2 separate regions of the Homo sapiens genome follow, and region 2 is linked to region 1. The links are chromatin loops, found by intact Hi-C in ENCODE. Cell type or tissue: natural killer cell. All regions are shown on one strand. Links, peaks and the distances in the headings refer to the core of each region. The heading gives the core; the rest is flanking DNA. Region 1 has its middle 4.4 kb from the start of PLAAT4. Region 2 overlaps PLAAT3 (phospholipase A and acyltransferase 3).

The links. A loop is a pair of places that touch in the nucleus more often than their neighbours do. Peaks named below come from ENCODE experiments on the same cell type or tissue, not always from the same donor. Only the 100,000 strongest peaks of a DNase experiment are listed, where the experiment ranks them.
Region 2: it touches region 1 in a loop (7-fold over the local background); 11 of 110 quality-filtered maps call a loop at or near these places.

What each region holds. Positions count from the first base shown.
Region 1 is chr11:63,528,978-63,535,839 of GRCh38, forward strand. No RefSeq gene overlaps it. Among named protein-coding and RNA genes, the nearest start is that of PLAAT4, 4.4 kb to the right of the region's middle. RefSeq lists enhancers at 290-949, 2,500-2,794, 2,936-3,595, 5,983-6,072. In natural killer cell, for the core only: no CTCF peak of the experiment used is centred there; a DNase peak (open chromatin) is centred at 2,674; H3K27ac peaks cover 1,581 bases.
Region 2 is chr11:63,579,433-63,586,294 of GRCh38, forward strand. All of the region lies in intron 4 of PLAAT3 (phospholipase A and acyltransferase 3), which reads right to left. The region is part of intron 1 of LOC105369335 (a long non-coding RNA gene); the gene reads left to right. Among named protein-coding and RNA genes, the nearest start is that of PLAAT2, 19 kb to the left of the region's middle. In natural killer cell, for the core only: no CTCF peak of the experiment used is centred there; a DNase peak (open chromatin) is centred at 3,249; H3K27ac peaks cover 2,371 bases.

The DNA.
Region 1 (6,862 bases), core at 1,511-4,010:
GCCCTAGCAAATTAACCAAACCCAATGAGGAGGTCCTGGGAACCCCAGTTTATACACAGCTAATCAGAAACACAAGTAAAACAACCTGAAGCTGGCAATTCACATCAGAAGTTGGGGAGAATCTTGTGCAACTGAGCCCTCAACCTGTGGGATCTGACATTATCTCCAATTAGTGTCAAAATTGAACAGAATGAGAGGACACACAGCTGATGTCTGCTGCAGAATTGATGAATGAGTAGTTGGTGGGGACAAATCACACATTTCTTGGTGAGCAGAGGTCACAGAAGACGTTTTGTTGATTATTGTTGAATGAGAGAATAGAAAAAGCACGTTGTTTTTTTTCATGCGCGTCCGTGTGAAGAGACCACCAAACAGGTTTTGTGTGAGCAATAAAGCTTTTAATCACCTGGGTGCAGGCGAGCTGAGTCCGAAAAGAGAGTCAGCAAAGGGAGATAGGGGTGGGGCCGTTTTATAAGATTTGGGTAGGTAAAGGAAAATTACAGTCAAAGGGAGTTTGTTCTCTGGCAGGCAGGAGTGGGGGTTGCAAGGTGCTCAGTTGGGGAGGTTTTTGAGCCAGGATGAGGCCAGGAAAACGACTTTCACAAGGTAATGTCATCACTTAAGGTAAGGACCGGCCATTTTCACTTCTTTTGTGGTGGAATGTCATCAGTTAAGGTGGGGCAGGGCATATTCACTTCTTTTGTGATTCTTCAGTTACTTCAGGCCATCTGGGCATATACGTGCAAGTCAGAGGGGATGCAATGCCTTGGCTTGGGCTCAGAGGCCTGACATTTTTTATTCCTACAGTCTCAGAGGAATATAGCTAAAAATGTGTTTACAGAGAAGTTTATAGTATTAGCTTATATTAGAAAAGAAGATATGTCTCAAATCAATGATCTAAGCTTTTACCTCAAGGAAGTAGGGGAGCCAGGTTTTCAGCAATTGGCCAGAAAAGAAAAAAAAAGAAGGGGGAGGAAGCATATGAAAACCAAAACAAGCAAAGAAAGAAAATGTAATAAAGATAGAAGAAGTAATAAATAAAGTAGAAAAAGAAAAAAATCAATCAGTCTAAAGCTGGTTCTTTGAGAAGATCAATAAAATTGATAAACCTCTAGCCCAGGGGGTCAGCAGAGACCCAAGTAATAAATATGTTAGGCCTCGCATGCCAGGAGGCCACACAATCTGCCACTGTAGCACAAAAGCAGCCATAGACAATACAAAAATAAATGAGAATAGCTGTATTCATGGGTCTTGTAAGACAGGCAGTGGGCCCAGTTTGGACTGGTTTGGATCTGTGTCCCATGCCAAATCTGTGTCCCATGTTTGGGCCCCACATTGTAGGGGTGGGTTGCCCCTACACACCTGTGGGTGTTTCTCATAAGGTGGGACGAGAGATTTGGAAAAGAAAAAGACACAGAGACAAAGTATAGAGAAAGAAATAAGGGGGCCCGGGGAACCAGCGTTTAGCATATGGAGGATCCCCCCAGCCTCTGAGTTCCCTTAGTATTTATTCATCATCTGTGGGTGTTTCTCAAAGAGGGGGATGTGTCAGGGTCACAAGACAATTGTGGGGAGAGGGTCAGCAGACAAACACGTGAACAAAGGTCTTTGCATCATAGACAATGTAAAGGATTAAGTGCTGTGCTTTTAGATATGCATACACATAAACATCTCAATGCTTTACAAAGCAGTATTGCTGCCCGCAGGTCCCACCTCCAGCCCTAAGGCGGTTTTTCCCTATCTCAGTAGATGGAGCATACAATCGGGTTTTATACCGAGACATTCCATTGCCCAGGGACGGGCAGGAGACAGATGCCTTCCTCTTGTCTCAACTGCAAGAGGCATTCCTTCCTCTTTTACTAATCCTCCTCAGCACAGACCCTTTACAGGTGTCGGGCTGGGGGACGGTCAGGTCTTTCCCTTCCCACGAGGCCATATTTCAGACTATCACATGGGGAGAAACCTTGGACAATACCTGGCTTTCCTAGGCAGAAGTCCCTGCGGCCTTCCGCAGTTTTTGTGTCCCTGGGTACTTGAGATTAGGGAGTGGTGATGACTCTTAAGGAGCGTGCTGCCTTCAAGCATCTGTTTAACAAAGCACATCTTGCACCGCCCTTAATCCATTCAACTCTGAGTTGACACAGCACATGTTTCAGAGAGCACGGGGTTGGGGGTAAGGTTATAGATTAACAGAATCTCAAGGCAGAAGAATTTTTCTTAGTACATAACAAAATGGAGTCTCCTATGTCTACTTCTTCCTACACAGACACAGTAACAATCTGATCTCTCTTGCTTTTCCCCACACCACATTGGAGCTTAGCCCATGAAAGAATTCAAGGATGAGCCTATGGTGAGAGAAGGCAACTTTTTTGAACCAGTACTGCTCCTTGCAGAGCAGGACTAACCCATAGGCAGCGGGCTGAGTTGGCAACATATGGGCTGTTGGCAGCTGTACTTATACCCACTTTTAATTATATGCTAATTAAGAGACGGGTTATTCAGAACTTTCTGGAAAAGGGTGGAGAGTTTCCAGAACCATCTAAGGTAACTTCCAGGCCATTACCATGGCCTATTGCAATGGTATTTGTAAACTGTCATGGCACTGGTGGGAGTGTCTTATGCTAATGAGCAGTGAGGGCAAATAGAGGTCACTTCCATCACCCTCTGCTAGTTTTGGCTGGCTTCTTCACTGCATACTGTTCTGACCACATCCTGCTCCAATCAACATGATCAACAGGGCTGCAACGAGAAAGCAAGTCCTGCCAGCCTCCTACCTCGCTACTATAGTAGGTTAGTGGAGGGGGAACATTTCCTTGTCCCAAATTCCAGCCAGAGTCTTTCTCAACATCTAAATACTGAATGCTGCCATGGCTTCAAATAAATTTGCAATGAAAAAACATATTTTTAAATGGCTTTCTATTTTGCTGCAGGAAAGGAAAACAAAATCTCGGGACCCAAACTCACTAAGCCAAAGGGAAAATTCAAGCTAGGAATTGGGTCACCCAAACCTGCCTCCCATTTTGTTCCTAAATAGATAGCTACAAAAATAAAAAGCTATATAACTCCCTAACAATTTGCTCACAAGGGAATTCTTTGTGAGCCCCAAGATCTTCACCCTAAAACAGTTCTGCTGAATGACACCCTGATGATGTAAATTGACAGCTTATCATCACAGGTATGGGAGAAAGGACAGAACTATAAGTCATCCCTCCATTCACCTGAGACAAATGCATATTTGACTGCTTATATAAAAATCCAGATTCACTAAGCATGAAATGAATGCATAATTAACTATTCCTCTACCCCCTCCTTTCACATGTAAAATGCAGATTCAGTGAATGCTGATCAAAGACTCAAAGGAATGCAACCACTTGCCTCTTTTATCTACCCTCCCTTTTTTTCCCTTTTCTCTTTCCCCTAATGCCCACACTTTTCCCTTTAAATAATGATGTCCCCAGACGCACTTTGGAAAAAGCACGAATCACAGATGTTTCCTATGGTTTTCTGTTCCTTTTTTCCTGGATGTGTCCTAAACCTTAGCTAAATAAATCTCTAAATTTTTGACTGAAAGCTGTCTCAAATATTTTTTGGGTTACAGCAGCTATTGCATCTAGATATACAATATAAATTAATGTAAAATATCATATGCTTGTAATTTCATACATGCTAGAGATATCATCCCAATCAGGGAAAGCTGCAAGAAGAAAGTGTTGGTGGTAAAGCACAACTTCCTAGATTTTTGCTGTCAGTGGGCTGGTTGGAATTTAAACTCTTTGAGTATTAAAAACAAATCAGTCTTCATAACTGATTATTTCTGCTATTATTGTTACCTATTGGAGCCTCTAGGAAAAAAAGAGGCAATAGAGAAAGAGAGGCAGTCTCCGTTGCTAATGTGCTCTTGTGGGATTAGATGTCTGATCCTTTGGAGCAGACCATCCATCCTGATGTGGGTCAGTTTGGACTCCAAGTCTGACAAAGCAGAACAGGCTTCAGAAAGCCTTGTTTGTCACTTGGAATACAGCCGTCACTCCTGCAGCATCTAAGCTTTGGTGCTGCTGAAGAAAGGCCACTGGCTGTTTTGGAGTCCTGCATTCACAGACCCCAGCTGCCTGGAACTGACTCTAAGCTAAAACCTGACACTATCTACCACAAGCTGTTTCAACCTCAGCACAAGCTGCAATGAACTGGAAGTGTAAGCAGACAGCAAGGGTTTCCAGGGATTATAGGAATTTAATCAACTCAGCAATCAGCCTTTTACAGCCTACCATCCTGTAGCCTGTTTCTTCCTAAACCTTGCATAGAATGCAGTCATGTGGTTGGTTAAAACCAGCTCCTAACAGATCCCAGCAACCTACAGATGAATCTGAGTGAACTTTCCTCATTACCATGCTAAAGTCTCCACCCCGGAGGAGCTACAGCTTCATTACCATAGCATGCAACCTATGTGTTGGCACGATGACTCACTGCATCTGTGCAACTGGGACCCCTCCTCTGCATGTGCCGATGCACCCTCTCCCCTCTCCATCACCCATAAAACCCTCCTGTCACTTTTCGTAGGGAAGACTGCTTTGGAGAATCCTCACAGTGTCCTCCTTACTTGTGCCAAGTAATAAAACTGCTATTGATCCACACCTGTGTTCTCATGAAAAGTTGTTTGTTACTAAACGAATGATCCCCGTTTTTTTTCGAGTAACAGAAGTGGGCATGTATGGTTTCTTCTGATAGCAACCAAATACATGTCATTTGTCCACATCAATCAGTCCTGCAATTCTCCAACACTGACCGCATGTTCAACAATCCGACTCAATTCCGACGCTAACTATCCAGAGTTAGGCTCAGCCTCCACAGGTAAAGTCTCCAGGCTCAGCAACAAATGGAGTTCCCTGGCTACTCACATTTCTACCTGGCTGACTACAAATGGTGGAGACCCCCTAAATCCCCTTTAAATTTGATAATTCCCTAGAACAACTTCCAAAATTTAGAAAACTGCTTTACTTATGATTGTCAGTTTATTATAAAGGATACAACTCAGCAACAGCTACATGGAAGAAACTAAGAAGAAACTAATATGGGGGGCAGTGATTGTGCACAGCTTCCATTGTTAAAGAAAAAATTATCTAATGATACAAGCTTGATATCCACTGCACTGGGATTTTGCAGCAAGAGAGAGAGATGGGGCTCAAACTTGAACACAGCACGGGCAAGTGGGAATTCATAGGCAAGGAGAAGCATACAGGTCAGTGGATGCAAAATTACAAAGAGGAAACCTCAGGGGCAAGAGAGATTCTGGTTAAACCACACTAACAGGATTCTTGCTGAAGACAGGCCGGGGTGATCAGACATCACCTGGAGGACAGTGAGAAGGATGAACCCGGTCAGATATTGAGGGTGGGAAGTTCCTGCTAAACTGACTTGGCAGGGTCCTTTGCTAAAATTAGATTTTACAAGGAAGTACAGATGTGCCTAGGAAGAGGTTTGGGAACCTGACTAAAATGTGGTCACACAGAGAATCTTTGCCACCATGCCCTCTCCAGCCAGGCCAGTCTCCCACCACATCTGTGTTCACCTGCCCCAAAGCTCTCCCAACCCCGTCATGTAGGGGTTTCTACGGAGGCTGCATAATGTAGACATTACTGATTAAATAATGGTGATCAGTCCCCAACCTGAAGTTATCCAGCTCTCCCTCCTCAACCAAGAGCCACCTCATTAGCATAAACTCAGATTTGTTTGACAGAGACTCCTTCTGAATAACATGACATCCTATCACTCAGGAAATTCCAAGGGTCTTAGGACCTCTGTGTCTGGAACTGGGGTCAAAGACCAAAAATATATTTTTTTATCATGCCACATAAGGCATAAATAAACTTTTATTATGCTACAAGGCATAAATTTATTTAAAAATAAAAATTTTTATTATGCCACAAGGCAAAAACCCAGACTCTGGGATTGTTGAATGCAGACTCTTGTGGGGGCCCCCTTAAAGAGTTTTGTGATCCTAAATATTTCAAAATGGAGTCACTTACGACAAGTGACTCAGCCCACAGTGAAACTGCTGAACCCTCAAAATGATAAACATAGGTATAAAGGACTGAGGTAATAAGATAACATCTGCTGTGGCCAGACACCCCCAAGACCTGATGAGAAACTGAAACCAAAAGGTGGCTGAGATAATGACCATGGACACTCCTGCAGAGGGCCATAAAAACAGCAAAGAAACTGACCACGGCAAGACACCTGTAGAAGCTCTGCCCGAGAAAGCTCTGAGGCTTCCTCATGATATCCACAGCGGTCCCTGGAAGCTCTGCCCAAACACAGCAACATCGTTCAACAGTGTTTTGAGTGAAACCCAGAGGCATGCTAACCTAAACAACAGAAATGGGGGTTTTTTGTTTTGTTTTGCTTTGAGACATGGTTTCACTCCAGTTGCCCAGGCTAGACTGCAGTGGAGCAATCTCAGCTGACTGCAGCCTGACTTCTGGGTTCAGGCGATCCTCCCATCTCCGCCTCCCAAGTAGCTGAGAGTACAGGCACATGCCACCATGCCCGGCTAATTTTTTTTTCTGTATTTTTAGCAGAGACGGGGTCTCGCCATGTTGGCCAGGCTGGTCTTGAACTCGTGGGCTCAAGTGATCCACCTGTCTAGGCCTCTGGTTGGGTGTGAAAATATGGCCCAGTTCTGGCCAATGGAGAAGGGAACAGGTCATCTGGGGAACTGTGGGAAAGACTTAACTCCCTGAAAAAAAGACAAATGAGAATTATCTTTCCCTCCATCTTTTGGGCATAGCCAGGTAAAAATGGGCCACTCAAGGCTGCTACAGCCATGGGAGTCCCTGCAGGGCAACAGTGCAGACCCAGGACCAGT
Region 2 (6,862 bases), core at 2,170-4,669, 51 kb after region 1:
TTGCAGCACTATTCACAATAGCAAAGACTTGGAACCAACCCAAATGTCCAATAATGATAGACTGGATTAAGAAAATGTGGCACATATACACCATGGAATACTATGCAGCCATAAAAAATGATGAATTCATGTCCTTTGTAGGGACATGGATGAAGCTGGAAACCATTATTTTCAGCAAACTATCACAAGGACAAAAACCAAACATCGCATGTTCTCACTCATAGGTGGGAATTGAACAATGAGAACACATGGACACAGGAAGGGGAACATCACACACCAGGGCCTGTTGTGGGGTGGGGGGAGGGGGGAGGGATAGCATTAGGTGATACACCTAATGTTAAATGATGAGTTAATGGGTGCAGCACACCAACATGGCACATGTATACATATGTAACAAACCTGCACGTTGTACACATGTACCCTAAAACTTAAAGTATAATAAAAAAAAAAAAAAAAAAGAAGAAGACAATGGAGCAATGCCTCCAAAACTCTGAAGTGAAACCATTTCCAACCTAGAATTCTATACCCAGACAAAGTATCAAATCAAGTGAGAGGGTAAAATGACAAATAATTCAGACACACAGGGTCTCAAAGAATTTACCTCCCATGCATCCTCTTACAGAAAGCTGCTGAAAATGGTTCCCCAAAAACAGGGGAGTAAATGGAGAAAGTAGAAGACATGAGATAGAGAAAATGGGCCTTCTACTACTAGAGAGACTGGAAGGGAATCTCCCCAGAATGACAGTAAAGGGAGATTCCAGGATAACAACTTAGTACCAGGTGTAAAGAATAACTGGTAGGCAGAATGATAAGCCCCAAAAGGTGTCCATGTCCTAATTTCAGGAATCTATAAATATATCATGCTACATGGCAAGTGAGAATTAAGCTTACAAATGGAGTTAAGGCTGCTAATCAATTTACCTTAAAATACAGAAATTATCGGCCAGGTGTGGTGGCTCACGCCTGTAATCCCAGCACTTTGGGAGGCCGAGGAGGGTGGATCACGAGGTCAGGAGTTCGAGACCAGCCTGGCCAACATGGTGAAACCCCATCTCTACTAAAAATACAAAAATTAGCCAGGCGTGGTGGCACATGCCTCTAATCCCAGCTACTTGGGAGGCTGAGGCAGGAGAATCACTTGAACCCAGGAGGCAAAGTTTGCAGTGAGCTGAGATCACGCCACTGCACTCCAGCCTGGGCAACAGAGCAAGACTGTCTCAAAAAAACAAAAACAAAAAAAAGAGGAAATTATCCTAGATTATTCAGATGGGCCCAATGTAATTACAAAGTTCCTTAAAAGGTAGAAGACAGACAGAAGAGTTAGTGTCACAATGATGCAATATAAGACTCAACCAGCCATTGCTCTAGCTTTGAAAATAGATGGGGACTATAAGCCAAGGAATGCCAGTATGTTGTGGAAAGTCGGGGACCCCAAACGGAGGACCAGCTGAAGCCACAGCAGAAGAACATAAATTGTTAAGATTTCATGGACATTTATCAGTTCCCAAAATTAATACTTTCATAACTTCTTACACCTGTCTTTACTGCAATCTCTGAACACAAATTGTGAAGATGTCATGGACATTTATCACTTCCCCAATTAATACTCTTATAATTTCTTATGCCTGTCTTTAATCTCTTAATCACGTTATCTTCGTAAGCTGAGAATGTACGTCACCTCAGGACCACTATTGTACAAACTGATTGTAAAATATGTGTGTTTGAACAATACGAAATCAGTGCACCCTGAAAAAGAACAGAATAACAGCGATTTTCAGGGAACAAGGAAAGATAACCATAAGGTCTGACTGCCTGCGGGGTCGGGCAGAATAGAGCCATATTTTTCTTCTTGCAGAAAGCCTATAGACAGATGTGTGAGTAGGAGAAATATCGCTGAATTCTTTTCCGAGCAAGGAACAACCCTGGGGAAGGAATGCATTCCTGGGGGTAGGTCTATAGACGGCCGCTCTGGGAGTGTCTGTCTGATGCAGTTGAGATAAGGACTGAAATATGCCCTGTCTCCTGCAGTACCCTCAGGCTTACTAGGATTGGGAAATTCCAGCCTGGTAAATTCTAGTCAGACTGGTTGTCTGCTCTCAAACCCTGTTTCCTGTTAAGATGTTTATCAAGACAATGCGTGCACAGCAGGACACAGACCCTCATCAGTAATTCTAATTTTGCTTTCACCTTGTGATCTTTATAGCCCTTTGAAGCATGTGATCCTTGTGACCTACTCCCTGTTTGTACGCCCTCTCCCCTTTTAAAATCCGTAATAAAAACTTGCTGATTTTGTGGCTGGGGGTTGTCATCACGGTCCTACCAATATGTGATGGCACCCCTGGAGGCCCAGCTGTAAAATTTCTCTCTTTGTACTCTTTCTCTTTATTTCTCAGCCTGGCCAACACTTACGGAAAATAGAAAAGAACCTATGTTGAAATATTAGGGACTGGTTCCCCCAATACCAGTAACCTCTAGAAGTTGGAAAAGGCAAGAAAATTGATTTTCTCCTACAGACACTAGAAAAGAATGTCAATGCTTTGATTTTAGCCCAGTGAAACTCATTTTAGACTTCTGGCCCACAGAACTGTTGATAATAAATTGTGGAGTCTTAAGCCACTAACTTTGTACTAATTTGTTACAGCAGCAATAGGAAAATAATGCACTTATCAATCCAGATTGGAGCATTGTGACTCCAGAGCCTAGCATGTTGAGGACTGCCATAACCACTATCCTCTCCCATTGTACTGTGTTTCTAACCTAAAGCAACTTCTGGAGGATGTGATCTACCTAAATAAGAGAAAGAGCAAAGAAACAGAAAACTAAGAGATCATAGAATCAGAGAATGCAATCCAAGAGAAGGAAAGGAAATCCAAAGGATGACAGCCAAGGGGAGTCCAGGATGACAGCCATGCAATTGGCCAAGGAGCAACCAGCACAGAGGGAAGAAGGGCCATCTCTGGGATAGACGTGTCCAAGCAAAATAAACAAGAACTTGTAGGTTACTTGACATGGTTTCCCTTGTGGAGAACTGTACTGAGAGCTAATTGGATCATGTGGGAAGAATTGACAACAGGTACAAAGAAAACTCGGCAATGAAAGGAAGTAATAATTATCATAAAGAAAAAAGAACTCCCTCCACTTCCCTCCCAAAACAGAAAGGAAACTATCACAATTCACCACGACACTCAGCTGTGAGTTTTCTCATCATGAGTTCTGGCTGCTGAGAAATCAGTTCTGGGCACCTTGTGTTAATTACACTGCTGTGTTTCCTGAGGTTAAACACAACTATGTGTTTCCTGACATTAAACACATTTATGGCCCAGATAAGCCTCAGTAGCATCAAGATACGTATATATTTTTAACCACTGAAGATCCCCAAACTCTTCTCAACATTGGTCACATAGAAGTTTTAACAGATAGCCAGGCACAGTAGCTCATGCTTATAATCCCAGCACTTTGGGAGGCCGAGGCAGGCGGATGATGAGGTCAGGAGTTCGAGACCAGCCTGACCAACATGGTGAAACCTCATCTCTACTAAACATACAAAAATTAGCCAGGCATGGTGGCACGCACCTGTAATCCCAGCTACTCAGAAGGCTGAGGCAGGAGAATCACTTGAACCGGGAGGCGGAGGTTGCAGTGAGCCGAGATCACACCTCTGCACTCCAGCCTGGGTGACAGAGTGAGACACCATCTCAAAAAAAAAAAGTAGTTTTAACAGACAGAATTCATGATGACCAAAGTTTGGATGGAGCTACCAACCTGAGGTTTGACTGCTGCTAAGTCTTTAAATGCTCCTCTAAAAGATAATTAGGCATGGTTTTGTGGCAGCCATGGTTCTGTTGGGTTAACTTGCTAGGGAACCTGCATAAAATCACTTGTATCCAGCATTTTCCTTGCTAAGCTCTGTGTCAGGGTAGGAGAAATAGTCTGCAGATAATGGAGGAGGAACAATATGTCCCTAGTTCTTTATAGAACCTCATGGTGTGAAAACAAAAGCTGATGCAACTGGTTCATACAAAAGATACTTTGTCAAGGAAAACAACAATAACCTCATTGTTTGTGGCCATGCTTTGTACATAGTCAAAGAGTATGATTAAACACAAGACTGTTGGAAGCTAGTTAGTCCTAATAGTGCAAACTTGATGGGAAAAACTCTCTCTCCAAGAGTCAGTGCTACCTTCAGATGCCATTGATCATTTTCATGTTGCAAGACTGAAAGGTCCAATCCAGCTGCTGTGTTGTTATTACAGGATTTCTGATCATGAAAATGGGCTACCTGGTGTGTGTCACAGGTCTTAAATCAGGATATCAGGATATTGTGAAAGAGAAAAGCTGTCTCTCATTAGAAATATTAAGAAGACTGTTTTTTTTTTAAGTGGGCAAACAAATTCTGCCAGACTACAGACATTTAGACATTTATACTACAAAGCTCTTCTGAGTTAAGCCTTGATTTAGGGAAATCTAAATCATTTCTGGAAAAAAGAAAGTGCTAATGTGCTGCCTTCACTTTCAACAATGTTATAGGTGGATTAAAGAAGAAGTGGAGATAGTAGTGTTATTCTGAAAGCAATCCAATTGAGACTGTTAGAGGTTACAATATAAGAATGGTTATGAAATAGTTGTATATTTTCCAACAGTGATCAAGTATACAAAAAATAATAAATCATTTAAAAAGAAATAAAATATTTGCATAAAAATTTGGTTTCATTTACAGTAATTTCAAAATAATACCCCACAATTTATCCAGATTTATGTAATATATGTATTGCCGCCAGACACATCTTCAATTTCTATTTACCTTAATATTTTCTCTCACTCAGACTAGACTTCATTGTGAGTATAGCTTCTGGTTGCTTTTTTTTTTTTTTTAAGTACTGTTCAGTATGAAAGTTTCTTTACAAAACCCTACTAAAATATATGTTTTTTGAAACCTAAATATTTTTAGGTAGGTGGAAAGTAGGAGAATCTTTTTTTTAGAATATTCTTAGGCATGTAAAGCACAAATTACGTTTTAGTTTAAATTCATTGTTTCCCTTCTCAGGAAATTTGATTAATCATAAACTTTTTTTTTTGTTTTTTTTTGTTTTTTTTTTTTTGAGACAGAGTCTTGCTCAGTCGCCCAGGCTGGAGTACAGTGGTGCAATCTCGGCTCACTGCAAGCTCCGCCTCCTGGGTTCACGCCATTCTCCTGCCTCAGCCTCCCAAGTAGCTGCGACTACAGGCCACCACGCCCAGCTAATTTTGTTTTGTATTTATAGTAGAGACGGGGTTTCACCAGGTTAGCCAGGATGGTCTTGATCTCCTGACCTCGTGATCCACCTGCCTTGGCCTCCCAAAGTGCTGGGATTACAGGCGTGAGCCACCGCACCTGGCCATAAATATTCTTTTGAAGGAAAATCTAGTCTGCTTCAAAGAGCTCAGCACAAATATAATGACTGGTCAGATTCTTTAAAACACACAAAAATATCCTCATGAGTTAAATGAAAAGGAGAGTCACTGCACTGACAGTGCTTACAAAGAAAAATACTGGTGGACATTTTCTGATATGTACTAAATCTATCATCTCTAGCAAGATGGGGCATGCATCGAAGTTCTTTTTTTTTTTTTTTGAGATGGAGTTTTGCTCTTGTTGCCCAGCCTGGAGTGCAATGGCGCAATCTTGGCTCACTGCAACCTCCACCTCCCGGGTTCAAGCAATTCTGCCTCAGCCTCCCGAGTAGCCGGGACTACCGGTGCACACCACCACGCCCAGCTAATTTTTGTATTTTTAGTAGAAACGGGGTTTCACCATGTTGGCCAGTATGGTCTCGATCTCTTGACCTCATGATCTGCCCGCCTCGGCCTCTCAAAGTGCTGGGATTACAGGCATGAGCCACTGCGCCCGGCCAGAAGTTCTATGTTAATTTGACTCACAGCATGTGTCAGTGATCATTACTCACCTAAGTCACTAGTTCTCAACTGGAGACAGTTTTTCCCTGTGGGGGGAATTGTCTACAGACGTTTTTGGTTCTTACATCTGGCGGTGGGATGCTACTGGTATCTAGTGTGTAGAGGCCAGGGATGCTGCTAAGCATCCTACAGTGCACAGGACAGGACTTGACAATGAAGAATTATCTGGCCCATAATGTCAATAGTGCTGAGGCTGAGAAACCCCTATCCTAGACCAAGAAATGAAAGAGGAAATCTTTAGAAGCAGTAGAGATGGCACCTCTGTTTTTGTTGTAGAATATTCTGGCTTCATTTTCTGTGATGGGATCAAGTAGAATTGTTCATGCTGTTTCACTGTTGTGTTATCATTGTTTTGCCTCTTTCAAGTGAATGGGTAGATGGGTAGGGCCAAAGTCCCAGGAAGAAAAGTGTGATGTGTTCAATTTGCATTGTTTCATTTTGCAAGTGTTAAATTATTGTTTACAAAAAGAATAATGGTATAAGACATTTCTTAGTTATTTTACTATCTCAAGATTTGGAATTTTATTTAATTACTCCAAATAGCATTTATGGCCAGGCGCAGTGGCTCACATCTATAATTCCAGCACTTTGGGAGACTGAGGCAGGAGGGTTGCTAGAGACCAAGAGTTTAAGACCAGCCCAGACAACAAAGTGAGACCCTGTCTCTACAAAAAATACAAAAATCAGCCAGGCATGGTGATGTGCACCCATAGTCTCAGCTACTTGGGTGTGTGTGTGTGTGTGTGTGCACGTGTATGTGTGTGTTTGAGAAGGAGTCTCGCTCTGTTGCCCAGGCTGGAGTACACTGGCGCAATCTTGGCTCACTGCAACCTCCACCTCCAGGGTTCAAGCGATTCTCCTGCCTCAGCCTCCTGAGTAGTTGGGACTGCAGGTGCCCGCCATCACACCC